3 separate regions of the Homo sapiens genome follow, and regions 2 and 3 are each linked to region 1. Evidence: chromatin loops called from intact Hi-C (ENCODE). Cell type or tissue: IMR-90. All regions are shown on one strand. Links, peaks and the distances in the headings refer to the core of each region. The heading gives the core; the rest is flanking DNA. Region 1 has its middle 42 kb from the start of TIMM21. Region 2 overlaps NETO1 (neuropilin and tolloid like 1). Region 3 has its middle 150 kb from the start of MIR548AV.

Region 1 (11,049 bases), core at 1,217-9,216:
ATATATATATATATATACAGAGAGAGAGAGAGAGAGAGAGAGAGAGAGAGAGAGACAGAGTCTCGCTCTGTTGCCCAGGCTGGAGTGCAGTGACGCAATCTTGGCTCACTGCAACCCCTGTCTCCCGAGCTCAAACAATTCTCCTGACTCAGCCTCCCAAGTAGCTGGGATGACAGGCGCACACCACCACCTGGTTAATTTTTGTATTCTTAGCAGAGACAGGATTTCACCATGTTGGCCAGGCTAGTCTCGAACCCCTGACTTCAAATGATCCACCTGCTTTGGCCTCCCAAAATGCTGGGATTACAGGCATGAGCCACTGCACCTGGCCTGGATAAATAATACTTTAAAGAAATATTTTTTAAAATCAAAATCCATGCAGAATATCCAGGATTAACAAAATGTCAACACTTGCAGTAAAGACACGATCAGAGATACTGGTTTTTCCTTTGCCCCAGTCTCCACTGTGGTCTGGCATGGCACTGTTTCCTCTTTGCCCAAAATGAGCTTGTTAAGAGAGCAACATTGGCCGGGCATTGTTGCTCACATCTGTGATCCCAGGACTTTGGGAAGCCGGAGTGGGAGGATTACTTGATACCAGGAGTTTAAGACCAGTCTGGGCAACAGAGTGAGACCCCGTCTCTACAAAAAAAAAAAAAAAAAAAAAAAAATAGCTGGGCGTGGTGGCACGTACTTGTAGTCCAGCTACTTGGGAGGCTGAGGTGGGAGGATGGCTTGAGCCTGGGAGGCCAAGGCATCAGTGAGTCGAGATGGCACCACTGTACTCCAACCCAGGCGACAGAGCAAGACCCTGTTGGGGGAAAAAGAGAGAGAGAGAGAGCAGTGCTTCTGTGTGGGTCAGAGCCCAGCCTCTGTAGCTGGGGGAGCTGGATTTTGAAACAGATGCTGCTGTTGCTTACTCAAGAACCTGATTCTTGGCAAAGTTCATACCTTATCTCATCATCATTGTGAATCCTTAGAAGCACATAGTCGTTCCTGGCTGGGTCAGGCAGATGAGATGAAAGGAGGAGGAGGGATTCTCAGTGTGAAAGACTCATCCCACTGCTGTTGGCTTTGAAGATGGAGGAAGGAGACCAAGAGCCCAGGAGTGTGGCAGCCTCTAGAAGTTGGGAATGGCCCCAGATGACAACCAGTGAGAAAGCAGTGACCTCAGTCCTACAATCTTGAGGAACTGAATTTGCCTGTAACCCAAATGAGCAAGGAAACAGATCCTTCCCAAGAGCCTGTAGTGAGTTTCTCAGCCCTGTGGACACCTTGATTCCTTTCCTTTCTGATCTTCTCCTCTTCTCATTCTACCATCTCCCTTAGCAGTCCCAGCCACTCCTCAGATGTTAATATTTCTATGCCACTTCCAAATCTTTTTGAAAGAAGAGATTTTCCAAGTCTTTGCCCATCTACAATGAAAAAATTCATTAAGGAATGTGAAGAACATTATTATTTCTTCTTACTATAATATTTCTTTTTTTCCTCAAAATGATTCTGACTTTAGGTGAGAGGTTTTCAACTATGATGAAGAGGCAGGGGAGGACATGTTATCTTTAAACTCCCCCCGGGATTTTCAGTGCTAAGGTGGCAGAACAGAGGACAGTGGTGCTGCCTCCTCCTCTCCAGGACTCCTCAGGCCACACTAAGGATTAGGTAGTAGCCAGTGGAGCAAGAGGGCCAGGGCCTGGAGGAAGCAGCTGCTGGTAGGTGGCATTGGGAACAGAGCCTTGGCACAGTGGGCAGCCTCGCCGTTTGCAGAGAAATCAAAGCTGAAACAACCAATCCAACTTCGTTCGAACAGCAGAAGGCTGGCAAAGACCTCTGATAGGGACAGGATATGTGTTCAGACAAAGCACCATGAGGCAGCTGGTGACGGGAATGGGATGGCTTCCATGGAGCAATCTCCAATAACAATCCAAAGTTAAAAGCAAGGGGCAAGGAGCGGGTACAGTCAAGAAGGAGAAAGGAAGCCTTCGTGCTTGCCTTTGCATGGAATGCCTCCTGAAGAAGGAGAGAAACTGCTGATGGAAGCCATCCACGTGGAGGGGGGGATGGTGGAGGGGGATGGATGAGTGGGGGTGATGGAGGGAGGGTGGGGGTGGTGGGGGGGGTGGCAGAGTGGGGGTGATGGAAGAGGGGTGGTGGAGGGGGGATGATGGAGGGGGGTGATGGAGGGGGGTTGGTGGAGGGGACAGTAGTGAGTGTGACCTTCCTTGTCTCTGTGCCTCTTGGAGTAACCTCTGCGCACTAATGCTGTTTGCTGTGCTCAGTTGGAGAATCCTTGTCCTAGATTCTCCTATATTCTTTACATGCCGGCCAAGGCAGTAGGAGATTTGATGTTGCTGAAAAACAGCTTTTAAAATACTACCCTCTGCTTTTTTCATATTTATTACATACTAATTTGGCATAGAATACTATGCCTGATGTGAATATAGAATATGCATTGAATGAACAGCTGTTGCTTTGCTTTTGCTATCCCCATGTGTTAATGGTTTTTTCTTGTAAAAAGCTAAAGAAAATAAAGCCTTCGATTTATTTTATGTGCCTGTTAAAAGTCAAAATAATAGTAGTCTGTATGCTTTGAAGTCTATGATAATAGCACCTTTTCCAGTATTTCATGCAACTTGTGAAATTGCAGCTGACAAGGAGGTAGATGGTAGTAAACTCAACACTGTGTGTCCCTGGTGTGGTGACTGCGACATTCCACGGAAACGTAGGAGCTTTAAGTCTGTTCCCTTTTTCTGACATTTTATTTACCTCCAAGAATTTGTTCAATAATACATTTTTCCCTCATTTTCTTCTCTCATAGATTTCAGTTTTTTTAATTTGCTGATTCTAAGTTTTATTTTCTGACATCTAAGAAGTATTTTGTCTTAGAAATAGTGACATAAAAATAGGCAAGAAGCATCTAAATTTTAGCAACGTCTATCATTCTGATGAAAATTATATAACTATAAACAATTGCTACATTTATGCATTATTATGTAATATATCAAACTTATTTATATGCAATTCTTACATTGTGGGTTATCATGGCAAACAAATATATTATTGCACAGTAATAATAAATGTCACAGTGAAAGAAATAGAAGGCTTAAATTGTCATCTCAGCAATACCATTCTGGTAAATACCCATAAGGAATACAATGGCAAACATTAACTTTATCAAGTGATCTAATAGCAATAGGAGTTCCTTTTTAGTTATTTATTTTTATTTTTGAGAGACAGAGTCTTGCTCTGTTGCCCAGGCTGGAGTGCAGTGGCACGATCTTGGCTCGCTGCAACCTCTGCCTCCCAGGTTCAAGCGATTCTCCTGCTTCAGCTTCCGAAGTAGCTGGGATTACAGGTGTGTGCCACCATGCCCAGCTAATTTTTGTATTTTTTAGTGGAGATGGGGTTTCACTATATGTTGGCCAGGCTGGTCTCGAGCTCCTGACCTCAGGTGATCCGCCTGCCTCAGCCTCCCAAAGTGCTGGGATTACAGGCGTGAGCTACAGTGCCCGGCCGGGGGTTCCTTTTTATGTTTTAAAATGTTTGCTGATCAGTACATCAGCTAGAATTGCAGCTCTTGTTTAGAAACCTGGGCTATTTTAGATCTTATTATATCAATAAAACATTTTGATTATCATTAAAATATTTTGCTGATCAAATCTTTTGATTTGCCAAAGTTATGTTTTGTGACTTGAAGCAGAACTTTTCTCTCTCTCTCTATATGTATATATTGTATATCAGTCCTTGTAGAATAATATGCTTTATTTCTATCATCAGAAAGTTGTCATAATACATTAATTTTTTGTTAAAACAACACCTTTTACTGCTATCTGCCAGAAAACTGTTATAAATATTTTAAAATGCCATCTTTGGGGTTAACAAAATGATAATAATAATGTTAAAAATTGTCATAACGACAAGGTGGCACCTAAGAGGCATGGTGCATCCAGGTATGGCGCCTGAGCGTACATGGGGGCGGCCACACGCCCTGCAGCCTGTGCCGCTGCACTGCGTGCCTGGCTCCAGCTCCCTTCCATCGGCCTTTGGACAGGCCGCACCTCCCACCTGAAATGTCCCCTTCCTGCCACCCACATTGCTCTGGCCCCTTGGACATGCAGCTTGGCTGTCGGCACCCTGTCTGTGTTTACTCCCCTGCCCGCCCTGGGGAATGTTTCACACTCGGTGTTAACTGCCAGGTGCTCAAATGTTGCCCCCACTGTAATGTGCCGTTTCCTCCATCATAGAGACTGACTCTTTCTCGTCTTTCTATCCCCTGGGCTTAACCCAAAGCCTGGTGCGAAGTAGGAACTCAAAGTTTGTGGAATGAAGGAAGGAAATTTTAGTCTATGGCATCGCTAGAAAGAGCTTTACTTCCTTATGGCTTTTATTATTAGTTATTTTCACCATTTTTTGAGGATGTTGGTGTTTAGCCTCTTAGCCTTCTCTGATTGTGAAATGTTTTCCATGATTTTGATGGTTAGAATTGCAACTACATGTTTTTAAAATTGAGCCATCCATCGCCAGGTGCGGTGGCTCATGCCTGTAATCCCAGCACTTTGGGAGGCCAAGGCAGGTAGATCACCAGGTCAGGAGTTCGAGACCAGTCTGGCCAACATAGTGAAACTTCATCTCTACTAAAAATACAAAAAAGTAGCTGGGTGTGGTGGTGTGTGCCTGTAATCCCAGCTACTCAGGAGGCTGAGGCAGGAGAATCGCATGAACCTGGGAGGTGGAGGTTGCAGTTAGCCGAGATCGTGCCACTGTACTCCAGCCTGGGCAGCAGTGCGAGACGCAATCTCAAAAAAAAAAAAAAGAAAAAGAGCCATCCATCGAGGGTAAGGAAGAGCATGGATGGGGAGGATCAGCAAACCTGGACTACTTGCTGAGTGACCTGTAACAGCCGCTCCACCAGTTCTCTGAATCTCAGCTTCCTCCTCGGACAGAGGGAGGCATTAATAGCACATCTCATAGGGCCCTGTGGTTGCAGATTGAGAGTCTAAATTATTGGAAAAGCTCTGGTTGGTATTTATGTTGCTCCTTCTTCTGTTATCATGATGAGTTAAACAGCATAGAATGATGACTTCGTAATTATTTCCACATCAATAATTCTATGATCTTGGAAATAGAAGCATTATATCCACCCCCACCATGACCCCAGTTTTGGTTGACTTACAATTCACTCTTTGGAGTAGAACATGTGTGTTTGTCTTAGATATTAGAGATGTGTGTGTGTGCATGTGTGCGTGTGTGTGCGTGTGTGTGTGACAGAGACACAGACAGAGACACAGAGACAAAGCATTTTTGCAGGTATACCTGCTAAAATGGTTGCTGGAGCAATCAGAAGAGTCCTGAGAGGAGAGATCATCCAGGGAAGGCACTTTTTGAAACATAGATTTGAAAGTTGGAATGAGTTTTATGTTTAAAATACAAAGAGGGTGATCAGTCTGGCTGGAGGCCTGGTATTCTGGGGTGGAGAAGGCAGCAGTCTACTGCACGGTGAGAGATGGCGCATGAATGTGCTGGCTGGATCGTAGCTGTCTCCGAGACAGAGTGTTATGGGAAATACACAATTATGTAGGGGAGAAGGCATTAGAGAATGTTAGAAGTATGAGTTTAAGTGTTGCAAATTGACTTTGAGAGGAAATTTGATACCACAGCATATTTCTGAGCAGGGTAATAACATACTCAAAAGGAAAATAAGCAAGTTGTTTATATTTTGGGAACCACTGGAAAATGCTTAAAGTTTATAGATTCAATTCTAACCATACTAAAATTTTTCAACTCCTTAAGCTCAACAAATAATGACTGTTAGAACCTGAGAGTAACCCTTAAAGGTAACTCTTGCTTTGTAGGAAATACTGTTTTGTTGCATACTCAGAAGTAGGTTGAATCGTAGAAAATAACATATTGCAGAGAATTCAGTAGAACATGAAACAAAATGCTTGACTTGCCAGAGGCTGCATCACAAACCAGAATTGCAACTTAATTTTTACCTAACAAGAACCAATTAGGGACTCCTCACAGAAGATAAGGAGGCAAACTGTGAATTTGCAAAGGAGGCTCTTGGACAAGTAGCTGGGCTGGTAATTAGGATGCTTCACTGTTCCTCTGAGTCATTACCCAGGGGAGTCTGTCCAAGAATTTTAAATCTTTGCCGGAGGTGCAGCAGAGGGGCAGGCGGATTGTGATTTCTTCAGTAGCTTCTGTCTGATTTCATGGTTTTAAATCGGGGAATGATGGTCTAATTTACACTTTAAAAGCATCCCTTCCAATGCCGTGTGGAGAACAGATAGAGAGGCAAGACCAGGCAGGCAGGACCAGAGGTGCCCTCTTGCTGCAGGCAAAGGGTGTTGGTGGTTTGGCCCAGAGAGGTCACAGTGGAGATGTCAGAGGCATGTGAACCAGAGCAACTCCATCTTGAATAGGAGCTGGGTAAAATGAGGCTGAAACCTATTGGGCTGCATTCCCAGATGGTTAGGGCATTCTAAGTCACAGGATGAGACAGGATCCTGGTCAGCACAAAATACAAGTCATAAAGACCTTGCTGATAAAACAACTTGCAGTAAAGAAGCTGGCTAAAATCCACCAAAACCAAAATGGCAACAAGAGTGACCTCCGGTTGACCTCACTGCTACACTCTCACCAGCACCGTGACAGTTTACAAATGCCATGGCAACATCAGGAAGTTACCCTATATGGTCTAAAAGGGGGAGGCATGAATAATCCACCCCTTGTTTAGCATATCATCAGGAAATAACCATAAAAATGGGCAACCAGCAGCCCTCGGGGCTGCTCTATGGAGTAGCCATTCTTTCACTCCTTTACTTTCTTAATAAACTTGCTTTCACTTTTCACTACGGACTCGCCCTGAATTATTTCTTGAGCGAGATCCAAGAACCCTCTCTTGGGGTCTGGATTGGGACCCCTTTCCTGTAACAGAGATAATGAGAAGGGAAGATATTTGGAAGGTATAGCTGGTAAAACTTGTGGAAATGTTAGATCTGAAGTGGAAACAGGGAGGATGGTGGTACCACTTATCAAGGTGGGGAAGGCTGGAGGAGGGAATTTTCTGAGTGAGAGAAATTCAATGTTTTGCTTTACATGTACAAAAATTGAAGATGCCCATTAGATATCCAAGCAGAGATGTCATATAATCTGCTGCTAAAGACAGTCTCAGTGCTGAAGGTAAATCATATATTGATGTTATTAAAAGACATGGGACCAAAACAGATCAACTAAGGAGACAGTGTAGACAAAGAAGAGAAAGGGCTTTGGGCCAAGGCATGAGGTTTTCCAGCCTTTAAAGTTCAGAGAGAAGAGAATATAGCGGCCAGAGTGATGAAGGACAGCAGAGAGGTAGAAGAGGGCCGTGAGAGTAGCACCCTGGAGGCCAAGAGCAGATGGCATCTCAAGAAGTTGTCACCAGCCTCTGTCACCACTAGTAGATCAAGTATAACATTGGCAGATACGTGATAACTGGATTTCACTACACAGAGGGTGCTGGTGACCTTAAAAAGAGCAGTATGGGGACAGGAATGGTAAGGAAAGAAAACTGAATGGGGCCGGGCACAGTGGCTCATGCGTGTAATTCCAGCAATTTGGGAGGCCAAGGCAGGAGGATAGCTTAAGGCCAGTAGTTGAAAATCAGCCTAGGCAACAGAGTGAGACCCCATCTCTACAAAAAGTTTTTTAAAAAAAATTAGCCAAGTTTGGTGGTGCATCAGTAGTCCCAGCTACTTGGGAGATGGAGACAGGAGGATTGTTTGAGCCAGGAGGTCGAGGCTGCAGCAAGCTGTGATTGAGCCACCATACTCCAGCCTGAGTGACAGAGTGAGACCCTGTCAAAAACAAACAAACAAAAACAAACACCTAAATAGAGTGGGTCAAGAAGAGCAGGGACTCAGGAATAATTTTATTTAAGCTAGATGATGGGCACATGGGTGTTTATGATTTTATTTTTGTATGCCTTAAGATTTCATAATGAAATAGTTTGAAGACAAAGAATGTATCACTTATTCTAAAACTTTTTAAAAAATGTGTGGAATTCTTAGGGTTAAGATTAATTTAAAATGTATAATGTGAATTTTACATCAATAAGACAGTAAGATGAGGAACAGTGGGAAAGAGACAAAGTGGCAAGGAGGAGAGAGGAAGGGAGGCCGGGAGGTGAGGATGTGGGAAGAACACTGTTGTCAACTCTGGCAGAAGTAAAGTAAGTCTGGGGCCTGGGTGGGGAGGGCCACCAATGATTTATTTATCTATTGACTTATTTACTTAAGAAATGATGTCTCACTCTGTCACCCTGGTTGGAGTGCAATGGTGAGATCATGGCTCACTGTAGCCTCTAACTCCTGGGCTCAAGGGATCCTCCCGCCTTGGCCTCCCAAAGTGTTGGGGTTACAGATATGAGCCACCTCACCTGGCCTGATTTCTTGTAAAAACATAAATGTGCAGAGGTGGCACAGCTGGGATAAATGACAAGCATGTTGTTAAAAGTTTTGACACCCTTAATATATAATGAGATTCTCCACCTTGGAGCTTGTGCCAATTGCAGCTCCCACCTGTAGAGAATCAGTGCATCTGTTTCATGACTCACCGTTAACAGCCTTGAGTAAATTCTCTAAAACAATCAAAATAAGCCAAAAGAGGCAGGAAAGGGGAAACACAGGAATTAAAAACAGAGGAGGCAAATAGGAAGGCTGGAGTGATGTATTAACTGAAAGGTTCTTGTATCGGTTTGAACCCTGAGAGCGCGCCAACAGACAACACGAGGGAGTGTGGAGCAACATGCTGTTTTAATGAGCACCTGAGTGCAGGTGGGCTAAGGCCCAAAATGGTGTCAGCCCCAACTGAGGATGGGACAGGGGGGTTTATAGTCCTCTGTAAACAGCAAGTGTCCCAGTCTGACATGACTGCTACATAGTATCTGGACAGCCTCTTTCTCGATCTTCAGGGGAGGTGTCTCCTGGCCAGGGGAGGTGTCTTCCTGCTGGCTCTCTTCCTGCTTCTATCTTGCTGACACACGCTGCTGACGCAAGTGGGCCTTGCACCTTGGGACTGGGCCTGAGAAGGGAGGAATCACTCATCCCTTCAAGCTTTCAGGGAGAATCTTTCATTAATGTAAGATAAAGTCCATTTCAAAACAAAATTGATCATGAGAGACAAATAAGGACACTTCATGAGGAAAGGATCAGTTCAGCAGGAAGACATAGCAATCATAAATGTATAAGTGCTCCATAACAGAGCTTCAAAATCCATGAGGCAAAAATGACAGAATTAAAGAAAGAGGTAGACACTACCACCGTCATGATTTGAGGTTTTAGCATTAGGAGATATACCTAATGTAAATGACGAGTTAATGAGTGCAGCACACCAACATGGCACACGTATACATATGTAACAAACCTGCACGTTGTGCCCATGTACCCTAGAACTTAAAGTATAATAAAAAAAAATATATATATATATAAAATTCCTCTCTCAAACATTGATGGAGTAACTGGACAAAAGTCCAGCAGAGATGCAGCAGATCTCAACAGCATGGTCAGCACCTTGGCTTTGGTAACATTTGTATCCATTGTGAAAGTGACGAGGATGGGTTCTGGCCCCCATGGTACAGCCACAGCCTGGGCTGTGTTCTAAAATCACTGCTCCAGGACCTTGCATGGGCTGCTTTCCTACTGGGTGCCTTGATTTTTCCATCTGTAAAGTAAAGTGATAATGGTGCTGACATCACCTGTTTTAAAAAATATTGTGAGATGATGCATAAAAAGCAAGTCAGCATAACAGCTGACCCGTATTAAATGTTCAACATATGTTGGTTATTGCTGTAGAATCAGTTACAATCACCATTCTAGTAGAATGGTAGAATCAGTGGAATCACCATTTGGCTGCCTGGAAGAATCTTAGGGGATTTTAGAAGTATTTAATCAGAACCCAGACATCAATCTGCTGTGGAAACACAGTCTTGCCCAAGCCTCACTCAAAGTTTCCAAACTTTTTCATATTTCCTGCCATTTCAGTTTCCCTCTCAGTCCCAGGATGAGCTCATGATCCTTCCAGTATTTCAAAGCAGCCCTAGTGATATAGGAGTTAAAAAGAAATGATTTAGGCAGGTAGTGAGTGTAGACGTGTCCTTGGTAAGGTTTTCTTTTTAATGAAAAGCAGCCCCCAAATCATTTCTTTTCTACCAAAGAGCAGCCTCTAAAATCGAGCTGCAGACATAGATAAGCAAGCTGGAATCCTGCCCAGGTGAATGCCGGCAGCTATGCCAATAGGAAAAGTCTACCTGGGGGGCAGGTATATTCAACACGAAGGCTCTATCTTCCCTTTTCTTTGTCAACCACGTGTACAATAAGGAACAGACAACATGGTGCCAGCCAGATAGAGAACACATCTGCATAATAAAAATTAAGGTGGGGTGGCCAGCTTCTTTGCACACTACATAAATAGCACACCTGGTCCAACCAATTTTTGGGCCCTTTGTAAATCAGACACCGCCTCTTCAAGACAGTCTATCAGCCTATAAAACCCCCGTGCACTTTGCTGCAGACCAGAAGTCCCACTTAGGAGCCCCTCTCTCTCTGCAAGAGACAGAGCTCTTCTCTTTTCTTTCTTTCACCTATTAAACCTCTGCTCTTTAAACTCACTTTTTGTGTGTCCACATCCTTGATTCCCTTGGTGTGAGACAATGAACTTCTGGTATTTACCCCAGACAATGACGCTGCTTCACTAGGTGCCCGAGGCCAAACCTCACACATTCCAGATTACCTACATTTACTGTCCCACACAGGAAGGCATGCATTTTTCACCTTTCCCACCCCACCCAGGTTCTCATGGGCCTGAAAGGGACCGTAAGCTACAGCCCCACTTTGAGGCCCTTGGAGAGTTTTCCAATGCATTTGGCAAAGGTGAGATGGCAGCTGCTCACTGTACCACCTGGGATACCAGTCAAACCTGCATTTTCCACCTTTTGTGTTATTGGAACTTTAAAAATTAATACCTCTGTATGATTAATGCCTCTGTATGATTGTGAATATTGTTCTAGAATAT
Region 2 (11,049 bases), core at 1,997-9,996, 1.4 Mb after region 1:
CTTTAATCTTCAATTTCCTTTCTGTAAAACAGAGAAAACATCACAGGGCAACTGAAAGTTTTAAATGTATGTCTGGAACGTAGCAAATGGTCAGCAGAAGGTGGCTAGTATTGTATCCGTTAGTGAGATAACAACATACTGAAACTTGGGTAGTTAACACTTTCAAATACAGTGAGGCTATTGAGCAAAGGAAAATGAAATAAAATTGTATAATCTACCAGAAGCCAACCAACCCTCCTTTCCTCCCTCATTTCTTTCCTTCCTTCCTTCCTTCCTCTTACCTCCCTTCCTTCCTGTTTTTTTTAAAGCTTTTGATTGAGTTTGATGGCACCATAAAGAAAACAACTGTCAAAAGTATTCTAATATTTGAAATGAATTATCGATGGACTTTTATTACTGATATGGTTACTTAAACCATTGAAGAAGTATTATGTGTACAGACATGTAGTTTGATGAAATACTTAAAATTTAAAGTTAATTTTCTTAAGTAATTTGACCAAAACAAGTATCTTAAGTAATTTTGCTTCTTTGCCTATTCATTGAGTTACTGAGAAAATATTGCAGAACTTTCCATCGAACCATTTAGAATAATTTTTTTAAATAAAGTGTGTGGGTCTGCAAGGAATCACTTGGACAAGAATAAAGGCAGGAAATTTCCTGTAATTTTTAGTAGAATCATTGGGAATAATACATATTAATGTGTCTGATTCTAGCTTTACAACCATTGTGGTTTATGTCTGCCCCTGAAAATACACAGCATATGTTTGTTATATGGAAACAGAAAATTATTATTTTTAATTGATAGCCTCTGAACTAGCAGATTTTTAAGCTTGAGGTCATGGTGATGTGTTTACGCTTGGCTCTAATCTTCATTTACTGCAGGCCCCCTTTGTGGGACTTGGCATGTTCAATGAGAGCAAGTATTGCACCTTTATAAAAGAATAATGTGTCTAAACTAGCCACCTGCTACTGACATGTACATATTATGAAAACCAACACTGGCCCACATGTCCAGGGCCTAATAGTAATCAGCATGCAGATGCCAAAGATATTTAATACCCTCCTTATTGTAATTGTAATGTCTAACTACACACATTGAAGAGATCATTGTGGGGCTGAATCAAGGCAGACATAATGGAAGTATAAAAGTATGTAGTAATTTCTAGGGAAGATAAAATAATGGATACATTATGATAATAACGGATAAATTCACCCCACATACAAGGAAAGATTTTTTATATATGGAATGTAAGTTTCCAATGAAGATGTGTTTCTTAATGTAATATCTCTCAGAACAGTAAGAATATGTAATTTTTGCACAAAGATTGGGGAGGAATCTCATAAATATGTGTGAGATCAAATTGAAATTTGTGAACAGAATTTCTTGTATAAAAACAGATTAATATATGTACATCTTGATAATACTGGATATTTTCAAAGTAAAAGTCATATTGGAACAGAGTTTTGAAAACATATTGATTTTTCAAAACAACTATGAAGGTGATAAAGGACATGAAAAAAAGATACACAAATCTATTTCTGGCCTCAAGTCTGGTCACCATTTTTCAAATAAAATGTCATTTCCTCTAATTACATAGCCTATGGGCCATTTTAAGTTTCAATGTGCTGACAAGGGAAATTTTTCCATTTGTTTTGGAAAAAAATTGTTTTGTGGGAAGTTCTGATGGCCAAATATATTTTATATATTTTTTATATTTTTGTTTGTGTAGAGTACCACAATTAAAAATGATAGTAGCAAGCTACACACACACACACACACACACACACACACACACACATATTTTTTTTTTTCTGAGACTGAGTCTCACTCTGTCACCCAGGCTGAAGGGCAGTGGCACAATCTCGACTCACTGCAACCTCCACCTCCTGGGTTCAAACGATTCTCCCCGCTCAGCCTCCTGAGTAGAGGGATTACAGACATGCACCACCACACCAGTCTACTTTTTGTATTTTTAGTAGAGATGAGTTCTCACCATGTTGACCGAGCTGGTCTTGAACTCCTGACCTCAAATGACCCACCCACCTCGGCCTCCCGAAGTGCTGATATTACAGATGTTAGCCACTGTGCCCAGCCAAGCTATGTATTTTTAATGACATTTTTGAAGTTTTTAAAAATTTGCATCTTCAGTTGATTACTCATAATTGATATCTCTAATGTTTTATTTTCTTTCAAGTTTATTTTTTAAAGTTTTGCTGTTATTTAAAAATTTAAGATCATTGTCAGACATTAATGAGAAGATGGCATTTAATATTCATTGTGTTGCTTAAATAATTTTTATTCTGGCCTGGCACTGTGGCTCACGCCTGTAACCTCAGCACTTTGGGAGGCCAAGGTGGGTGGATCATGAGGCCAGAAGTTCAAGACCATCCTGGCCAAGATGATGAAACCCCATCTCTACGGAAAATACAAAAATTAGCCAGGCACAGTGACAGGTGCCTGTAATCCCAGCTACTCGGGAGGCTGAGACACGAGAATTGCTTGAACCTGGGCAGCAGAAGTTGCAGTGAGCTGAGATCATGCCACTTCACTCCAGCCTGGACAACAGAGTGAGACTTCATCTCCAATTAAAAAAAAAAAGAATTTTTATTGTGATATATAGTCTGTCACCAAGTATTTATGAAGCATCTACAAAGTGGTACATCTGGTTGCCAGACTTTTTAAGAGGAAGCAACAAGGCACAGATAAGTTAACTCAAAGGGATCAGCCCAAGCCCTAGTATGTATTGTGGGAAAACCAACATGGGTGATGTGGTGGGAAGGATGAGGGCAGGATGACCTGGTGGTTATGGTGGGTGACATCTGAGGTTAGGAAGAATTCTATAAATGTTTAGGGTGAGCAGAGGCTGTGAGAATATAAATCACTTGCTGTGTACTAAGGGGTACAAGGAGTTTGGAAATTAACCTAACATTATTGGAAAGTGTTTTGGGGTGTCTTCAACAAAGTGAAATGTGGCCTGATTTATACTTTCAGATGGCCAAGGTCCCCATGGTTTCTGTGTCCCTGAACTCCATGTAAGATTGCTGTCAGTGAATGGTGGCCTGGCTCATTCACAGCAGTGGAGACCTCAACAAGAGCTTTGTATTGAGATAGAGCCATGCAAGAGATGGCCACTGGCTCAACGGTATCCGGGGAAGAAAGGACCCAAGGATGGTCTTGAGCCTTTCGCCTGAACACCTGAGGGGATGGTTGTGCCCTTTGTTAATGCCAGGAAGGTGTGGGAGGTGAGAATTAAAAAGGAAAATGTGGATAAGAGGAAGAGGGTGATAATCATTTTGCTTAGGCCCATCAGCCATATTCTGTTTGCGATGGTAATTACAGTTCCAAATGGAGACGTTAAGTAGGAATTTCAATATTCAGGGTAAGTCTGGATCTCACACAGTAGTCAGAGCTGGGGATGTAAGCCCCCTCGTTAGTGGGGGCTCTGTGTCTGATGAAAATTGCCGAGAGAGAGGACAGAGGAAATAAGGGACCTGTGACAGCCTCAGGGGGCTCAGCTACAGGGGTCTGTAAGACACTAGCATAGCGGCCTGAGAAGGCAGGGGGAAAATCACCTTAGTTACCTGAACTGATAAACATTAGTAATAAATAAAAGTAAGTATGCTAGATTTTGCTCTTCAATGTGAATTCATGACCTAACTATAGAATGTTGATATGTGTCATATTTACATATTCATGTAAGTGTTAAGCTTTGCTTCCATCCCTCACCAAACAGAGTAATAGATTCTAGACCATCCCAAGGGTTAGAAGTTTTAATTTAAAAAAGTAAGCTTTAGTAAATATTCAAGGCTGATAAAAGTTGAACCCAAGAAATAAAGCAAGAAGATGTAAATGTACTCTGATATGGTTTGGCTCTGTGTCGCCACCCAAATTTCACCTTGAATTTTAACAATCCCCACGTGTCAAGGGCTGGACCAGGTGGAAATAATTGAATCATAGAGACAGTTTCCTCCCATGCTGTTCTCATGATAGTGAGTTCTCATGAGAACTGATGGTTTTATAAGGGGTTTCCCCCTTCGCTGATTGTCACTTCTCTCTCCTGCCACCATGTAAGAAGTGCCTGTTTTGCCTTCCAACATGAAGACACTGTAAGTTTCCTGAGGTCTCCCTAGTCATGTGGAACTGTGAGTCAATTAAACCTCTTTTCTTTATAAATTAGCTAGTCTTGGGTATTTCTTCACAGCAGCCTGACAACGGACTAATACATACTCCAAGCTGTTTCCTCCCCCAGCTGCTTTTCCATACGTGTTTGTGAGCATTTCCATTCAAATTAAAGATCAGGGAATGATGAAGAATTAATAAAGAGCAGAAGTAGGAGACCTAGAGGTGTGACTGTGGCTGTGTGGTGTGTGTATGACTGTGTTTGAATGTGTGAGTGTGTGTGTGAATGGTGTGTGTGTTTGTGAGTGTGTGTGTGGTGTATGAGTTTGTGTGACTCTGTGTGTGAGACAGCCTGTGGCTGTGCCCACACAGGCCAGCACAGAGCTGGGTGTTTTAGACGAAGCTCAAAATTAAAGAAGTTAAAATAATTTGAGGAAAGCAAGAAGCAAGAATGTCTGAAGAGAACAAGATGAGTGGACTGGGGAGGGGAGGTGAAGAGAGCCAGACCCTAAGTCCAGGGAACATGTGTTCCAGTGGTGTAATGAGTCTTTAGGAGAATATGATCAAGGATCACTTCGTTTTCCAATTTTTCGTGATGTAATATGATGACTTATTTGACGTTGAACAAATTACCAATGATAGTTTTATTAACCATAAATCATGGATAGTTGAAACATCAGTGTCTCAAATCTGCCTGTTTTTATTTCAATGTGTTTTAATATTTCTTGAATATTATTTAGCAGATTTCTGGATTTCAAAAAAAAAAACGAAATCTAATAGAATAAGCGTAGTGGATTCTGCATTAAAGTAGCTATTATAAATTAAAAACCTTTAAGTTACAGAATTGAAACAGTGTTAATCCACATGAGATAAACACTAAAATCGGAGGTACATCTATAACTAGACCTTTCACATTAAAAAACAATGTGTTCTATGATTCTTTATTAAATACATTATGTAAATCTACCTTTATTTTGAGTGTTGTGGCTTTATTTTATCTTCTCCTACATGACTAAAATATGTAAGAGATTTGTCGTCCCCTGCTACATAATTTGCTTATTTAAAGAATTAGTAATGTATAGGTTTAGGAGTTACTGCACATGCTTTCATGGTTTATTTTAATCATCCCCATGAGGGAGTCAAAAGCTCCTTCACTGAAGTCTGATGTAAGTTCGCCACCTTGTGGTAATAATGGGAATAGATGAGGGTTTAAAAACAGAATTCAAGAGTAATGAAGCAATAGAGCAAAGCAAAGGTGCTATGTAAAAACTATTTTCCTGATTTAAAAATCTGAAAGAGAAAATTAACTTTTTTGATTAACATTTCGTATTTTTTCATGCAAACTTATGAGTTATCCTTTAATTACAAAACTTTTTTGTGTGTTTTTAATGTATATATACATATACTTATACATAAAAGTATATATGGAAAATTTCTCCAAAAAAGGTAAATATAATTTCAGTAAATCCTAGAAATCATCACTGCCAACATTTTGGCTTTTGCATTTCTGAAATAATTTACATAAGTGCATTGGTATGTGAGTTTTCATAAATTAAAAAGTGTATTCTCAGTTTAGCCGGGCGTGGTGGTGCATGCCTGTAATCCCAGCTACTCTGGAGGCTGAGGCAGGAGTATCACTTGAACCCAGGAGGCAGAGGTCGCGGTGAGTGGAGATCGCGCCATTGCACTCCAGCCTGGGCAACAAGAGCGAAAATCAGCCTCAAAAAAAAAAAAAGTGTATTCTAATTTTTTACCCAACTTTACATGTTAATAATCTCCCACCCTATTCTATGTTCTTTTAAGAATTAAGAATTCCATCACTATAATGATTTCTGGACACAATGGAACACTTTGCCAAGTTTTAGTTTTTAAAATTTTAAGTGGTAAACAAGTAAGATTGGAAATATTTGGATTAAACAAAGTTAAACAGGCATATTTTACCTCATGACTTCTTTGAATCTTTCAGTGGGTGCAAGGCCCTGAGACTCACCAAAACTAACATACCATATTTCTTAGTCTTAAAGGTCCTCTCCTCAGCAAAATATTGTACTAAATTTTGTTTCCAAAGAATTTATTATAAAGTATTTGAATAAATGTTAACTGAAGATTATTTTATTGGAATTTTTAAATTAGAGTTAAGGTACCCATAGATAACATCAAAATCAGGATGTATCTACTAAATTACTGTGAAGATTTTGTTACTAAAATTATAAGCTGATACTGTCCCTGTTATCCAAGCCTCAATTCTATCGGATCATTTACATGTCTGCAAAAACATTTCTTTTAGATTGCAGCCCAAGGTTGAGAGCTATTCTGTTCTACATATGGCCTGGCTTGCTTTTCCAAGATGGGATCTGAATGTCTCTCTTAACAATTGGATGTTAGAAAATACCTGTTATCTTGATGGTCTCATTAAACTGTTAAAAAAAGAGTATCACAGCTAAATATCTTACACAGCTAAACCTTCCTCCTATTAAGTAGTACAAACACATTCCAATACGTATTTGTATTTTATTTAATATGCATAATTTATGTTTTCTGCTTTTCTTGTAGAATTGAAACATAGTATTTCATATTAGACTTGGTTGTAGCAAAGGCATATTCTCCAAGGTACAAAGATAACTAGGAGGTCTTAGCTTCAGAGAACTCCTTGACGCGACTTTCAAATATGCATTCTCGTGTAGTCTTAACAAGGGATCTGTGAATGATTTTCTTCACTTTACAAATTAGAAAATTTAATGTCAGTTAAGTCACGTTTATATCATACATCTTAACATTTTATATCATACATCTTAACATTTTATATCATACATCTTAACATTTTATGTCATACATCTTAACATTTTAAGTTTTTTGTTTTGTTTCATTTGCTTTTGTTTTGGTAACGGTGGTGGTAGTTCAAGAACAGGTAACATTCTTTTGTCATACACCATATGACAGTATCTGTTATGGTTTTTAAAGATCTATCACATTTAATTCTTAAATTTTATGTAATAGTTATAATTATCCCCATTATATAGATATAAACAGAAACTGAAAAAGTTAGTGAATTTGCTCAAGATCACGTAACTCACGTTGGAAAATCAGGCATATTGATTCCACAGTCTCTGCACAGTACTCTCCTAAAACGGTTTACAATTCTGTCTTGTAATGTTTGTATTCATGCTGCTGACACTATACGGCATTCTGTGCATTATTAAGTCGCTTGGGTAAGTATTATCTTTATCCCCATTTTACAGATGTGGTAACTGAGCAACTTACAGGTTAATCAGCTCAAGGGCAAAGAGTGTGAAAGAGGCAACCCTGGGAGTCAGAGACCAGGTGGCCAGGATGCAAGGGACTTAATCACTGCACACCACACACTCTTATAAACCTGCTTTTGCTCACGAGGAAGCAATCTGTCCTTAAGGATTATCGCTCCTGACAGCCCAAATCACAGCTGGGCTCTCTGTCCTGTTGGCAGGACTCTTCAATCCCAGGCTGATGTGTGTGGAGAAGTACTCTCTGAGCTGTGTTTAATCTACAGTCTATTGCACAGCCACAAATGAATGCTTTGCACAAATGCATATGTATTGGTGTATGTGGGAGGAGGAAACAGTGAAGAAAGGTTCATTTTGAAGTGTTGTAGTGTCTACTTTCTAGGTGAGTGCTTTAAATCAAGAGCAATGATATGCTTATACACAGGACATTATTTTGGCTGACTAGAATATTTTGCTTCATTAATAGAAATCAATTTCCATCTTCTTTGGGTCGTTAGATCTGGATGATAAAATGGTGATGTCAATAAACCCAATAAAGTGAAATCAAGTTAGTTGGAGGGTCTCGTGTCTAAATACAATTTCAAGTAGTTCAGTGACAAAAAGCAATAGCAAATCGTTCCATCTATGTTCTTAGTGTTTTAACGTCAATGGGAAGCTCTATTTGCTATTCTGATAGAAACAAGTATAAAGTTGCGTGTCCCCTCTTGTGACCCTGGAAACTGTGTGAGGTACTTGGCATTTGGATTGTTACTTCTTTGGCTGCCACTTTATTACAAATAAATTTTGACTTTCCTTGAAATCACTAGGAAATAAAGCAGCTGGTTTATAAGGGACAATAGCTTAAATGATGAATATTGAATCTCGTAAGTAGAATAAGTCTTATGTAAATTGGTCGAGGAATATGTGCTTTGTCAGAAATAGTGAAAGAAGCAAAGACAGGATGCTGAGTTTAGTTTCTGAGAATACATGCTGCCCATAGCCACTACATGCTGCGTTGGAGACCGTGGCCTTGATTGGAAGACCATGGCCTTGAAGGTTAGTTCTCAACCAATAAACACATTTGTCAGAGTCTTCTGCTCTCTGGAATACTAAGGTATGCAACCCAGTCAGAGTTAACCTTTTGCTAAGTAATATTAATCAGTTAAAATATCTGTTGAATATTTACTACAAGCCTAGTAAGCTTAAGCCATTATGAGCGATTAAACATAAACATTAATTTTTAAAAAAGCATAGTCACAAGCCTCAAATATATACAAAAAAGATGATAAAATATACTCTTAAAACTTTAAAAATTACATGTGAAATAGGACTTAAGGAACAGCTAAGTTTTCTGATAGATTGGAATAATATTGTAAGACTGTTTAAGACAGGTTTATAGATTATAGGGTTCCGATGTGATTTGGATGGCAGAGTGGAGAAGGGGTATCTGGGGCAGGTAGAAGGAGGGAGTGGTGTGTGGACACGGTGCCGGATAGGTCAGGAGTGTGCTAGGAGCAATGGGCTACACACATTGGTGCACCGAGTGCACGCAAGTCGTCGAAAGAGCAATGAGAATGTAGGCTTGATTTGGTCTATTGGTGCCATTGTAGTTCTTAACCAGGAGAGAAATGAGAGTCTTTAGTGCATCATTGCATATATGCATTTCTGAGAGAGAGATTCAGACAATAACGAGGAAATTCGGAACCCAATATAATATTATACTTTGGGTGTCTATAAAACAAAATTTATTTTTGCCAAAGGTATGTACAATTTTATACATTGCTACTTTTTTGTTTGTTTGTTTTTGTTTGTTTGTTTTGAGATAGGGTCTTTCTCTGTCACCCAGACCCAGGCTGGAGTACAGTGGCGCAATCTCGGCTCACTGCAACCTCCACCTCCCAGGTTCAGGTGATTCTCCTGCCTGAGCCTCCCGAGTAGCTGGAATTGCAGGCATGTGCTACCATGCTCAGCTAATTTTTATATTTTTAGTAGGGACGGGCTTCACCATGTTGGCCGGGTTGGTCTCGAGCTCCTGGCCTCAGGTGATTCGCCCACCTCAGAGTCACTAAGTGCTGGGATTACAGGCGTGAGCCACCACGCCCAGCCTCTACATTGCTTCTTAACCATATCAGGATTTGCTTACTTGTTTTTATTTTTCATTTGCACAGCAATTCTTTATTAGCAAAAGTAAGGAAGAAAATACATGGAGAAATACCTAGGATATTACAAACACCCCCACCCCCCTCCTCCACACACACACACACACACACACACAAAGAAAAAAAAAGCACCACAAACAAAAGGGAGGCTAACTCCTAATTAACTGGCATATTTGCATAATTATTTAATGTGAAAAAGCATGTTAAAATGTGATTTATTGACATTCCTGAATTACTTATTGCATTCTTGGTAAAACCACTAATATGTAGTAACTGATCCTGGAACATTGATAGTTTCACAACTACCAAGCAGCAGAAACAGACACAATCCCATTTGGATTATTTGGAATTCAAATTTCAGTGCTCTTACCAACATACTAATGCACTTCACTCGATTACCAGAATGCAATGTTATTTTTATTTATATGTTTAAATTTTAAACTACCCCTTCCTATTTAATAATTATAATAATTTTTCCAACTCATAGAAGGTCGGTAAATATATAATTTTTAAAGGTATTTCCTACTTGATGGGTAATTATACTTTCAAAACGTATACTACAATTTGTTAGGTAATAAGTATTTTAAGCATTTTTACAAAAGCATTTTACAACCATTCTAATATAAACTTTGCCAAAATCTCCTTTATATGCTGCATACAAATTTTGACAACATTCACTATCTAATTAACAGACCTTATCAATTCTGCAAAAGCCATTATAGTCAGCTACAGAAATTCAAATTTAGTTGCTTACTAAAGAGCAGGTCTTTACAATAATATACTGGATTGTTAAATTTTACATTATGAAAGGTTTATACAGAACAGTACTTAACAAATCATTAGCAAAATAAAGTGTTAAGCGTGATACTTTTTTTTTCAAAATGACTACTACATATTTTCTACTCTTAATTTTCATTTTCCAAAATTACTATTATATGCTTTTTACTCTTTAACCAGGAACATAAAGTCAAAATGAACAGAGAGGGAACTGTTTGGGTTGGGGGAGGAGGTAGGGGATGAAGAACCAGGAAGAATCACATTGCTTGAATTAGCTATTTCTTTGCCTTACTTTTGGTTTTCAGAATTTGAGTGTTTTTTTTTAAAGGATTTCTCTCGGAGTATTAAAATACAGTAAGTTGCCTTAAGTATATTAAATTGCAAAGTATTGTTTTGACAGTTGTGGTTAGTGTAGCAAATATAGTAAAGAAGCTAACTCTAAAACTTATGTAATATACAGTTTTGAAAGTGAAAAATAAACTCATTATAACATGACTGCAGTGTCTAAATAGTACTGATCATTAATATATCTTCATTTGTCAATCATTGGAAATTCATATGTTTCATGTGCAATAGATTTTGCTAGAATGCCTGTCCTTAAAAGGATTGTAGAGCCTTTATTGAAAAAAAGAAACACTAGAATTGCATTTTATCTGATACATGGAGTGAATACAAAGGTAAAAACAAAAGTTAGCTTTAAAAGCACTTTCTGTAAGCAACCATCCACAATGCAATATTACTATAAAGACTGATC
Region 3 (11,049 bases), core at 1,569-9,568, 1.5 Mb after region 1:
TTACTTGATACAATTTTTTTCTTTTGTTTCCTTTGAGATACTTTCAAGGGATTATTTAGAAGTATATTGTTTAGTTTCCAAGTGTTTTGATTATTTTCACTTATCTTTCTGCTACTGATTTCTAGTTTGAGTCCACTGTGATCAAGGAACATATTCTGTGTAATTTCGGTTGTTTTGAATTTATTGAGGTTTGTTTCATGACCTAGAATATGGACTTTCTTGGTAAGTCTTCCACGAGCACTTAAAAAAAATGCATACCTGGCTCTTGTTTGAAATGTTCTATGATTATTGATTAGAATCTGTTGGTTGGTAGTGTTGTTGAATTCCTCTATATCCTTGCCGATTTTCCGTCTAGTTGTTCAACTACTTTTTGAGAAAGGGATATTGAAGTCTCCAGCTATAATGATGAATTTGTCTATTTCTCCTTCCATTTCTATCAGTTTTTGTTTCACATCTTTTGCAGATCTATAGTTTGGCACTTACACATTTAGGATTGCTGTGACTGCTTCCTGGTGGATCATGATGTGTTGACTGTCTTTGTACCTGGTATTTTTCTTTGCTTTAAAGTCCACTCTAACTAATTTTAATAAACTGCTTCTGCTTTCTTTTGATTAATGTTTGCATGCTAGATCTTTTCCATCCTTTTATTTTCAACCTATTCATTACATTTGAAGTGACTTTCTTTTATAAGTGGCTTAAAGTTGGATTGAGTTTTATTTTATTTTTGTCCATTCTTCATATCTCTGAGTTTTCATTGGTGTCTTTAGACCCTTTAACTATAATGTAGTTATTGATGTTAGGGCTTAAGTCTGCTATTTTTTTATTTTTATTTCTTGTATTCTGTTCTTCATTCCTTTGCCTCCCTGTGGGTTAAAGTTTTGTTTTAGATTATTTTTATTTATCTGTAAAGTTTTGAGTGGATCTCTGTGATTCCTGGAATCAGTGGATCTCCTGATTTTCCATCTAGTAGTTCTCTTGTGTAGTCTCTTTTAGTGATTACTTTAAGATTATATAGACCTCACATTACATTTTACTGGTGCCAACATTTTGCCAGCTTCAGTGAAGTGTAGAAACTTTACCACTTTTATGTAACCTTACCTCTCTGTTTATATGTCTTAAATTTTTCATTTACCTGCATTGAAACCCAGAGCAGTGTTATATTTTTCTTCTACCATCAAGCATAGTTTATAAAACTCAAAAGGAGAAGAAAAAACTATTGTATTTGCCCACATTTTTCCTTATTGTGTTCTTCCTCCTTTATGATGTTCCAAGCTCCTTCCTTTATCTCTTCCTTTCTGTTTAGAGGAATTCCTTTAGCATTTCTTTGAGTAGGTGTGCCAGAAACATAATCCTAAATTTCCTCCATCTGAGAATGCCTTGACTCTCCCTTCATTACTGAGGGATCTTTTTGCTGAACATAGAATGGAGGATTGATAGTCCTTTTCCTTTAGCACTTAAAAAAGAAAAAAAAAAGAAACACAAACAAACAAACAAAAAACAAACAAAAAAACTCTGTGACACTTCCTCTTCTCACCTCATGATTTTTGATGAGAAATCCCGTCATTAGAACTGTTATTTTCCCGAAAGGTGAGGTATTGTTCTCTGCTTTCATTTTTTTTTTCTCTATCCAAGGCTTTCATAAATTTGACTATGAGGTATCTTATAGATTTCCTTGGTTTTATACAGTTTTTAGTTTACACAGCTACTTGAATCTGTAGGTTTATGTCTTTTTGCCAAATTTGGGAACTAGCCATTAATTTTCCAACTATGTTTTCAATCCTGCCTTCTTTCTTCTCTCCATTTAGGATGGAGATGATACATATTTTACATCTTGGGGTATAATCACACAGGCCCTTGTGGCTCTATGCAATTGTTTTTGGTCAACTTCTCTCGTTTTTAGCTGCTGTGTAATATTTATTCTTCTGTCTTCAAGTTTACTGATTCTTTTGATTCTCCAATCTATAATGGAGCCCGTCCATTGAGTTTTGTGTTCTAGTTTGATTTCACAGTTCTAAATTTGGTCCTCCAATTTTCAATTGGTTCTCTTTTGTATCTTTTATTTCTTTCCTGAGAAATAAATACCTTCTTTATTTGTTTCAAGTGTGCTCGTAACGTTGAAGCATTTTATTGTGGCTACTTTAAGCTCCTCATCAGACAATTCTAGTATCTGTATCTTCTTGGTGTTTGCAGTCTGTTGGTTCACTTTTTCTTAAATGAGAAAAATTTTGTTTTTCCTGCTTCTTGGCATGACAAGTGACTTTCAGCTGAAACCAGGACATAATATGACCCCTTGGATTATATTTAGTTTTCTGATTCAGCGGGCTACCTCTCACACTTGTCAGACTGGGGGAGGAGGCAGCACCTTATTAGTGTCAGGTGGGGTTGGAGGTCCAGGTCCCCGACTCAGTCTATGTTGACAGGAAAGGAGGGGATAAGGGCTGTTCCTTGCTGTTGGTGGGGTGAGAATTTGGCTCCTCAGTTGGCCTTAACTAACACTGCCCGGGCTTGGAGGAGTAGGGGTCTTGTACTGCTCCCCAGTTGACCTGCTCTGACAATGAGGGAGGGGGCTTGACTAGTTCAGGCAGTTGGCTACTAGTGAATGTCTTGAATCTGTCCTAGCCCCTTCTCCAGCAGGGGTGTCTCATTGCTGCTGAACGGAGATGAAGTCCAGGCTCCCTACATGGTCTGCGCTGGCACTGCAGTGTGGGGGTGTCTTGTTACTGCTCAGCCAGGGTGACACCTTCCTTGCTACAGTCTAGCAAAGGTGGAAATCTAAGCTCCCTACTCCCTTTGATGGCGGTGGTGGGGATAGGGCCTCATTTGCTCCTGTGCTGTTTGCTGAAGTAGAGAACGTATTGTCTGAAATGTTCTGTTTTCCTATGTTGCACCTTTTCTGATGCTTTGGCCAGAGAAAGCAGGCTTTTGTTGGGACTTATTTTGACTGTGTCCGTTGATGTTTCCAGGTTGCTGACAGAATTCTTCAGTTTCAAGTCTGGGATATATAAGGCCAAAGCAGACCAAGAACTTATTATTTATTCCTTCCTTGGGTCTCATATTTACTACCTGGTCTCTTTCCTTCTGACTACATTTCAGAGTCTTTTTATGTTTTCTTTGTACATAATGTTCAGAGTTTTGTTCATGCTTAGCAGAAGGAAAACGGGAAAAGTACTTCTACTTCATGTTAACCATAAGCAGAAGTTTTCTATATTTTTTAATCTTTAAGGTGTAGTATTCCTATTAATTTATTAGAATTAATAAGGCAACAATGTCCTATTTATTGACCAATTCAAACAAATCATGAAGTCATTCTTCTCACAGCCAATAGTAGAGAAGGAGTGTTAAACCTCTTCAGAGCCTGGCATTGTATTGTTGCTAAGTAATAGGTTTTCAGATAGTAACAAGAGTTTACAGGGATCACATCACAAAGGAATTGAGTTGACAACAGTTTGCATGTAGAATAATAACTCATGTTGCCTGTACAAATCCCCCCACTCTAATATTTCATTAAGTTATACATGACCGAAGTAAAAATTGAGAAGTATGAACAGAAGATAATACATTTTTAGCCAAGATATTACTATTACTACTATGAATTTTTCTCACCTATCTCTGAAATTATTTCTTGTAACTTAAATATCAGCACCAAAGAAAATATCATCTATATATGATGCATTCAATGTTTACAATTGAATTTAACAATTTAAAACATGTTGTTTCATACTTTAAATCAGATTTGCACAATTTGTTTAGCATAACAATTTTACATCATTTCCTTTGCTGAAGAAAATTGAATATAATTTGGAACCATCAACATTAAAATAAGTACCTGATATGGTCTGGATGTTTGTTCTCTCCACATCTCATGTTGAAATGTAATCCTCAGTGTTAGAGGTGGGGTCTGGTCAGAGGTATTTGAGTCAAGGAGGTTAATCCCTCATGAATGTTTTAGTGCCCTCCTCTTGTAAGTGAGTTCCCACTCTGAGTTCATTTGAGATTCAGTTGTTTAAAAAGTGCGCGGCACCTCCCCACTGCCCTTGCTCTCTCTTGCCATGTGATGCACCTGCTCTTGCTTCTCTTTCCACCATGATTATAAGCTTCCTGAGGCCCGCACCTGAAGCCAAACAGATGCAGGTGCTGCACTTGTACAACCCTCACAACCATAAGCCAATAAACCTTTTTTCTTTACAAATTACCCAGCTTCAGGTATTTCTTTATCATGTTGCAAGAACAGACTAATATTATTATTATTATTATAACCCTCAATATTATTATATATTAGGGGGTTGTTTGTTTCATAAATAGTAATTGCATATTTGGCTTTTATGTATTAACATTCAGTATCCATTATCTGGAAGCTTCACTGGTTCTTATTCCTTTTCATCACTGTGTATAAAGCCATTTCAATGAGCAGAACTGGCAGTTAAGGAAGACTTTCAAAGAAACTTTATTTATCTAACTTGAAGAGACATATGGTAACTCAAACTATAATTTTTTAATGTTTAAGAATTGAAATAAATTTATGGGGCTTAAACTAGGTCTGTGAAATGAAATATGACCTTTTTATTTTTGTATTTACTAACATTACTTATATTAATATTAATAATATTACTTATATTAATATTAGCAATATTACTTATATTAATGTTAACATAATTATATTGGTTCATAAATGTAGCAGTTTAAAAAAGTGTTGTTAAATTCAAAGTAAACTATTTTAAGTGATTCTCATGCAGAACCCATGTATATGTGATGAATACTAATGCTACAAATGACTCAAATATGGCAACCAGTTATACATTTGGGTTTGTGAGTAGGCAATTTTTGTAGTGGAAATAGTTTGACTTTGGAGTGATACAGACTCAATTTCGAATATCCAGTTTTGGATGTTTGATTTTGGTTTTCTCACTTGACCACTATCAAATATGTTGCATAGTTTATAAAATGGCGGAGGGGTGGGTTGTGAATTTTGCAGACTTGGGTGGATTATGAATAATCTTTCTTTGAGAAAGAGTATCTCAAAGCGTTTTTAAAATAGTCTCATGCAACATTCAGTGAAAACAAATGAAAAACAAACAAACAAACAGCATCTAACAATCTCCTACCTGGTCTCAAGGCACACCTGACTCGGTTAAAGGAGGAGGCTCACATCTGTAGTCCCGCAGCGGCTGCCAGGTGCCTTCTACCGAGTGTAGCAACATCCAAAGATCTGATAGTCTGAGGCTTGATGCAGGAGTGGACAGTGCGGTTTGCATGCATTTCCAGAACCCTGATGGATTTATCCTCTTCCTTTCAAATGAAGTGGAAATAGAGACTGCAAATATCTGAGCATGTGGAACTTTGCTTTTCTAAGTTGTGGGTCAGCATCAGTAATAACAGAAAGCTCCTTCAGCGGTTGTAATGGTTAGAATCAGTCTCCAATTTTATTTAAAGTCGTGTGTTAACAGTAGAAAATATTCCTCTAATGATGACATGACTTGAAATGGATTTTCTACAAACACACAAAGCTGAGAGAGTGAAATGTATCACTAAACAGCTACAGAAAATTCCAAAAAATTATTGCCTAATGAAGTTTCTAGATTCTTAAGGAAGTATGAGGGTGACATCTGGTGGGGAGAACAGAACATGCCTTGTTATGAATTTTCAGTTTCAGGGCAACACCATAATTCCATTTTCATTGCTCTAAGATTCTAAATCATATACTTCAGAGATGAGTATATTTTCATAGTTACAAAGATTTGGTAGTAAAAATGTGTGAACAGCATATGGTCAATTGTCAGGAGAAGGCTAAGTGCAATTTAAAAACTAAATACAGAAATGACTTACAGGAATCATACAAGTGTTGCTTATCTAAATAATAGAAAATAAAAGTGCAGCTAGCATAAACAGTTGATAGCTGAGTAGTTTGCAGAAAATAACTTCTAGGTCTTGCTCCCCCACCAACTGGAACAGCTGTGGTTGGATAATTCCAAGTGATATTTGAGAACCATATAAAATTTACTGTAAGCTCAGCTGCACCAATACAACTAAGCCCTACTTTATATAAATAAATGCAACAAGTCCTACTTTATATAAATAAATTTGGAATAATTCTTCACATAGCTGAGCCTGGATATGTGCTCAGGACATTGTATCAGTTGTACAGATATGCAAAATGCAAGGGTATTATAACACATTCAGGGATGCAGATACGGCCTGTATTGTTTGCTGTCAGTCACCTCACTAAGAAACCTGATTCACCTGTACTCTGAACAGTAATACATAGAACTAGAAAAAATACCATTTGGACAAACATGTGGAGCAATGCTAATTGATCCTATTTTCTGGAGAGATATATATATATCCGGATATATATATGTGTGTATATATATGTGTGTATATATGTGTGTATATATATATGTGTGTATATATATATGTGTGTATATATATATGTGTATATATATGTGTATATATGTGTATATATGTGTGTATATATGTGTATATATGTGTATATGTATGTGTGTATATATGTGTGTATATATGTGTATATATGTGTGTATATGTGTGTATATGTGTATATATGTGTGTATATATGTGTGTATATATATGTGTGTGTATATATGTGTGTATATATGTGTGTGTATATATGTGTGTATATATATGTGTATATGTGTGTGTATATATATGTGTGTATATATATATGTGTGTATATATATATAGAGAGAGAGAGAGAGAGAGAGAGAGAGTTTTACTCTTGTTGCCCATGCTGGAGTGCAATGACATGATCTCAGCTCACTGCAACCTCCACTTCCCGGGGTTCAAGCGATTCTCCTCCTGCCTCAGCCTCCCAAGTAGCTGGGATTATAGGCATGTGCCACCATGCCTGGCTAATTTTCTATTTTTAAGAGACTGGGGTTTCACCATGTTGGTCAGGCTGGTCTCAAACTCCTGACCTCAGTTTATCCACCCACCTCAGCCTCCCAAAGTGCTGGGATTACAGGTGTGAGTCGCCATGCCCCGCTTATTTTCTGGATTTTTAAAATGAAAATTACATAAATACTGAGTGTAGGTGGTAATCTTGGGGTGATAAAGCATGTGATTTCCTTACACTCGTTGGCCTTCCTAAAACACTTTCACTAGTTTTTAATAGACATTTTAATTTAGATAATTATAGAGTTAAATATAATTATAAGAAATAATACAGACAGACAGATCTCTATTATATTTTGCTTGACTTCCCAAATGGTAACATTTTACAAAACTATATATAATATCACAATCAGGATGTTAACGTTTATATAATTCACTAATCATATTCAAAGTTTTCCAGTTATATGTGTTCTCATTTACATTGTGAATTAAGTCCTGCACAATTTTATCACCTATGCAGTTTCACATATCCATCATTTTTATTAATTTTTGAGGCCAAACGGAGCCATCATAGAGAACCCATATATTGATTTGCCATTTTCAAATATCTGTTAAGCATCAACTTTTTATTCATCTTGACAAACAGTATGTATTTTTATTTTTATTTTTATTTTTTGAGATGGAGTCTGGCTCTATTGCTCAGGCTGGAGTGCAGTGAAGCGATCTCGGCTCACTGCAACCTCTACCTTCAGGGTTCAAGCGATTTTCCTGCCTCAACCCCCTGAGTAGCTGGAATTACAGGTGCCCGCCACCACGCCCGGCTATTTTTTTTTGTATTTTTAGTAGAGACGGAGTTTCGCCATGTTGGCTAGTCTCAAACTCCTGACCTCAAGTGATCCGCCCACCTCGGTCTCCCAAAGTGCTGGGATTACAGGCATGAGCCACAGCGCCCAGCCTACAAACAGCATGTTTAAAATATGATACTGATTAAGATTTTGTGAAAAACAGAATGGTAAAGGAGGTCTTATGCATTTGAAATACCAGGAAGTCCATGTAGAATTTAATTAATTTAAATAAAATTGATTTCCATCTCTGACAAGTATACTAGAATGCTTGATTATTAAATGATATGAGTGTTAAGTTCAAAATGTGAAGGATCTGAGATGTTACTCGCAAGTCAAATAATTAGGCTGGGATGGATGGATATATAGATATGTAGATATACATTAAAAAATATGAGAACTTTGTATTGGGGAACACATTTTTTATTTTCTCACAGAGACTCTTGTGTCAGTTTTCCATGGCCCAGTTGTCTGTGAGACAATGAGAGCGAGATGTCACCTGTGTCTCCAATGGGATTTGTGCCACAAGAGAGGAACCCTGAAATTATGACTCTAGGAGCTTTTATAGGATAGTTGGCCCATCTGCCCCTTCTTGCCTCCAGAGTCACAGGAGCAAGAGTTAAAGCAAGAAGGAGACCATGCTCTGAAATGTAAACAAATCCTTTCTGGGGAGAGAAAAAGATCTCTATTTTTTTCCTTTATCATCCTAGAACATAAACAAATGGCTTCAGGGGAAAGACTTTAAGTCTATCAGAGAAATGAAGTATCTTTAACTTACAAGATATGTTTTCTACTAAGCCATTCTTTTGCTGAGGTTTTTAGTATTCTTTGCTCAGTAAGTCCCAACTTTGCGGAAATGTGAAAATATTTATTGAATATGTTTTCCACAAAGAGGACACTCGTACCTCTGGGTAGGATAAGTAGCTCACATCAGGCCAATGCTACCTGTGAGAATTGGAAAACCTGTGCAACCAGGGAGTATTTAAAAGCATAAAATTCCAGAAGACAGAGAAACTTATAGGGCTGCTATGGCAGTATTAGAGAAATAAGCTGAGCTTTCAGTGTTTGCAGAGGGATTCAGTGGCACAATTGGATATTTGACAGACTTCAGTCATACAGCTGATCTTTTTCTCAAAAACTCTGACACATTTTGAATCATTGATGTGAACTGTGAGACTAAAGACATAAGCCAAAACCTCAGAGAAGTAAGTGAAAATTCTCTTCAACAAACCATGCTGGGAAAATTGGTTATCTACATATAAACAAATTAGCCTTAACCCTGAACACATGCGATTGCGGGACTTTTCCTTAGTTCAGCTACAGACGGGGTCCTGGTCACAGGGTCATGAAAATGTAGGCTTGCAGACCATTTGAAGGGTGAGGAATGCAGGGTTTTATTGGGAGAAAAGGAAGAAAGGAGAAACGACCCTCTGCAAGCCAGAGTCTCTGCTAGTGCACTTCCTGCCTCGCAGTCTGAGTCGTAAGTTCCACACAGGAAGAGAAAAGGCAGGCTCCTCCCACTGCAAAGAGTGCAAACTTGCTGAGGCTTCACCCCTGTGTGCAGGCTGGTGGAGTTTTCCCTGGATCCTCCCCCACCTGGTAGTGTCATTCCCGCCTCTAAAGAAGTCTAACCAAGTGTCATTAGAATAAGGATGAAGACAAGCCTGATATGTATTTATATTTATCTTTATTTATTTATTTTTTTTGAGACGGGGTTTTGCTCTGTCACCCGGGCTGGAGTGTAGCAGCACGATCTCAGCTCAGTGCAATCTCTGCCTCCCGGGTTCAAGTGATTCTCCTACCTCAGTCTCCAAAGTAGCTGGGATTACAGGCATGTGCCACCATGCCTGGCTAGCCTGGCTAATTTTTGTATTTTTAGTAGAGACGAGGTTTTGCCATGTTGGTCAGGCTGGTCTCAGACTTCCGACCTCAAGTGATCCACCCATCCTGCCCTCCCAAAGTGCTGGGATTACAGGCACGTGCCACCAAGTGGGCCCGAAAATCGATCCTAAGTGCTTTCTACTGACGGGGTATGCTGTTTGGGGAAACAGCAGTCAGGGCTCCCTGTGAGGCCTGTCTAAGGGTTGCCAGCAGAAGGGGCCACCTTCAGAGGCTCTGGTTCCATTGCTGTTTGGAGTTTGGTTACCTGCAGGCAAGAAGAGACAAACAGGGTGATTAGAAAACATGTATCAAAATGAAAAAGGGCAGGGGTTAGGACAGCTCAAAAATTTCAAGGCCTTTTACCAGTTTGCACAGAGAGAGGGAGGCCAAAAGCCCAAATGGTTAAATAAACTTTACCCTTTTGCCAATATGTTAGGCTTCTGGGTTCCCTTCCCCTGAGCCTAACTGTAAACCAACCAGTTTAAGGCTTGGGACATTAACTTTTCCCAGTTTGGATGATGCATCTGAGGGGAGTCTCCCATAGTACAGAGACACAATTAACTATCAGCGAAGAGAGTAGAGGGAGGAGAAAGGAAAAAAGACAGCATTTTTTCAAAGGAGTCCCAGGAGTTCAGGATGCATTTGAAAGTGGTACAGACTGAAGATGAATGGCTACCCATCTAGAACGAGGAGAGCAGGTGTCCCCATTTCCTTTCTCTTCCTAGCAGATATCGGGGGTATGTGAGTGATAGAGAGAGGTCTTTCCCTCTTCCATCCTGTATCTCTGAGTCCCGGCAACCTTGCCAGGTGCCACCATGGGTGTTAAAACAGTTTGCACCCATGAAGCAAGGAAGGCCTAGAGAGCAGGAATTATTCACTCTTACCTATGTCTCTTTCCTGCTTACTCTCGGTAGTCTTGGATTCCCTAGACCTCATTTATGCCATGGATAGTAATGTGGCCTTCATCCGTGAAACGAGAAGCTCGGTTTAATTGGCAGGAATCAGCCACGCTCACCTGCACTGCGCCTTTTAACTTCCATTATCATTTGCCTCTGGATCCCTCAGATCCACTTTTCCTTCGTAGGACTTTGAGCCAAAGCTTGGAATTGAGTTTGGGACAAAAATTTGTCTTGGGAAGGTTGCTTGGACTCATTATCATAAGTCAAACGCTAAGGTAAAACTGTGGCATTCAGTCCTCCTCCAACAAGGGAGAGAAAAGGATGCCGTGTGACACACCCAGATACCTGGTGGCTAGAGTTACGCTTGCTCGGATTTGGGTGCATGGTAGTTGGCTTTGGTTAGCTCCCTTGATCTTACTTTCCCAAAAGGAAACCTCTGAGTGATGGGCATCACCTGGCAAGATTTGCAGGATAATTGTTCAAAACTAGAATACTGATCCAGATTTTTTTTTTTTTTTTTTTTTGAGACGGAGTCTTGCTCTGTCACACAGGCTGGAGTGCAGTGGTGCAATCTTGGCTCA

What was found. Hi-C counts contacts between places; a loop is a spot of excess contacts. Peaks named below come from ENCODE experiments on the same cell type or tissue, not always from the same donor. Only the 100,000 strongest peaks of a DNase experiment are listed, where the experiment ranks them.
Region 2: it touches region 1 in a loop (10-fold over the local background); 3 of 110 quality-filtered maps call a loop at or near these places.
Region 3: it touches region 1 in a loop (10-fold over the local background); 2 of 110 quality-filtered maps call a loop at or near these places.

The regions. Positions count from the first base shown.
Region 1 is chr18:74,184,789-74,195,837 of GRCh38, reverse strand. No RefSeq gene overlaps it. Among named protein-coding and RNA genes, the nearest start is that of TIMM21, 42 kb to the right of the region's middle. In IMR-90, for the core only: no CTCF peak of the experiment used is centred there; a DNase peak (open chromatin) is centred at 5,557; H3K27ac peaks cover 1,684 bases.
Region 2 is chr18:72,756,971-72,768,019 of GRCh38, reverse strand. The region is part of intron 7 of NETO1 (neuropilin and tolloid like 1); the gene reads left to right. Among named protein-coding and RNA genes, the nearest start is that of MIR548AV, 91 kb to the left of the region's middle. In IMR-90, for the core only: a CTCF peak has its summit at 5,293 (motif pointing left); a DNase peak (open chromatin) is centred at 5,269.
Region 3 is chr18:72,696,063-72,707,111 of GRCh38, reverse strand. No RefSeq gene overlaps it. Among named protein-coding and RNA genes, the nearest start is that of MIR548AV, 150 kb to the left of the region's middle. In IMR-90, for the core only: a CTCF peak has its summit at 5,605 (motif pointing left); no DNase peak of the experiment used is centred there.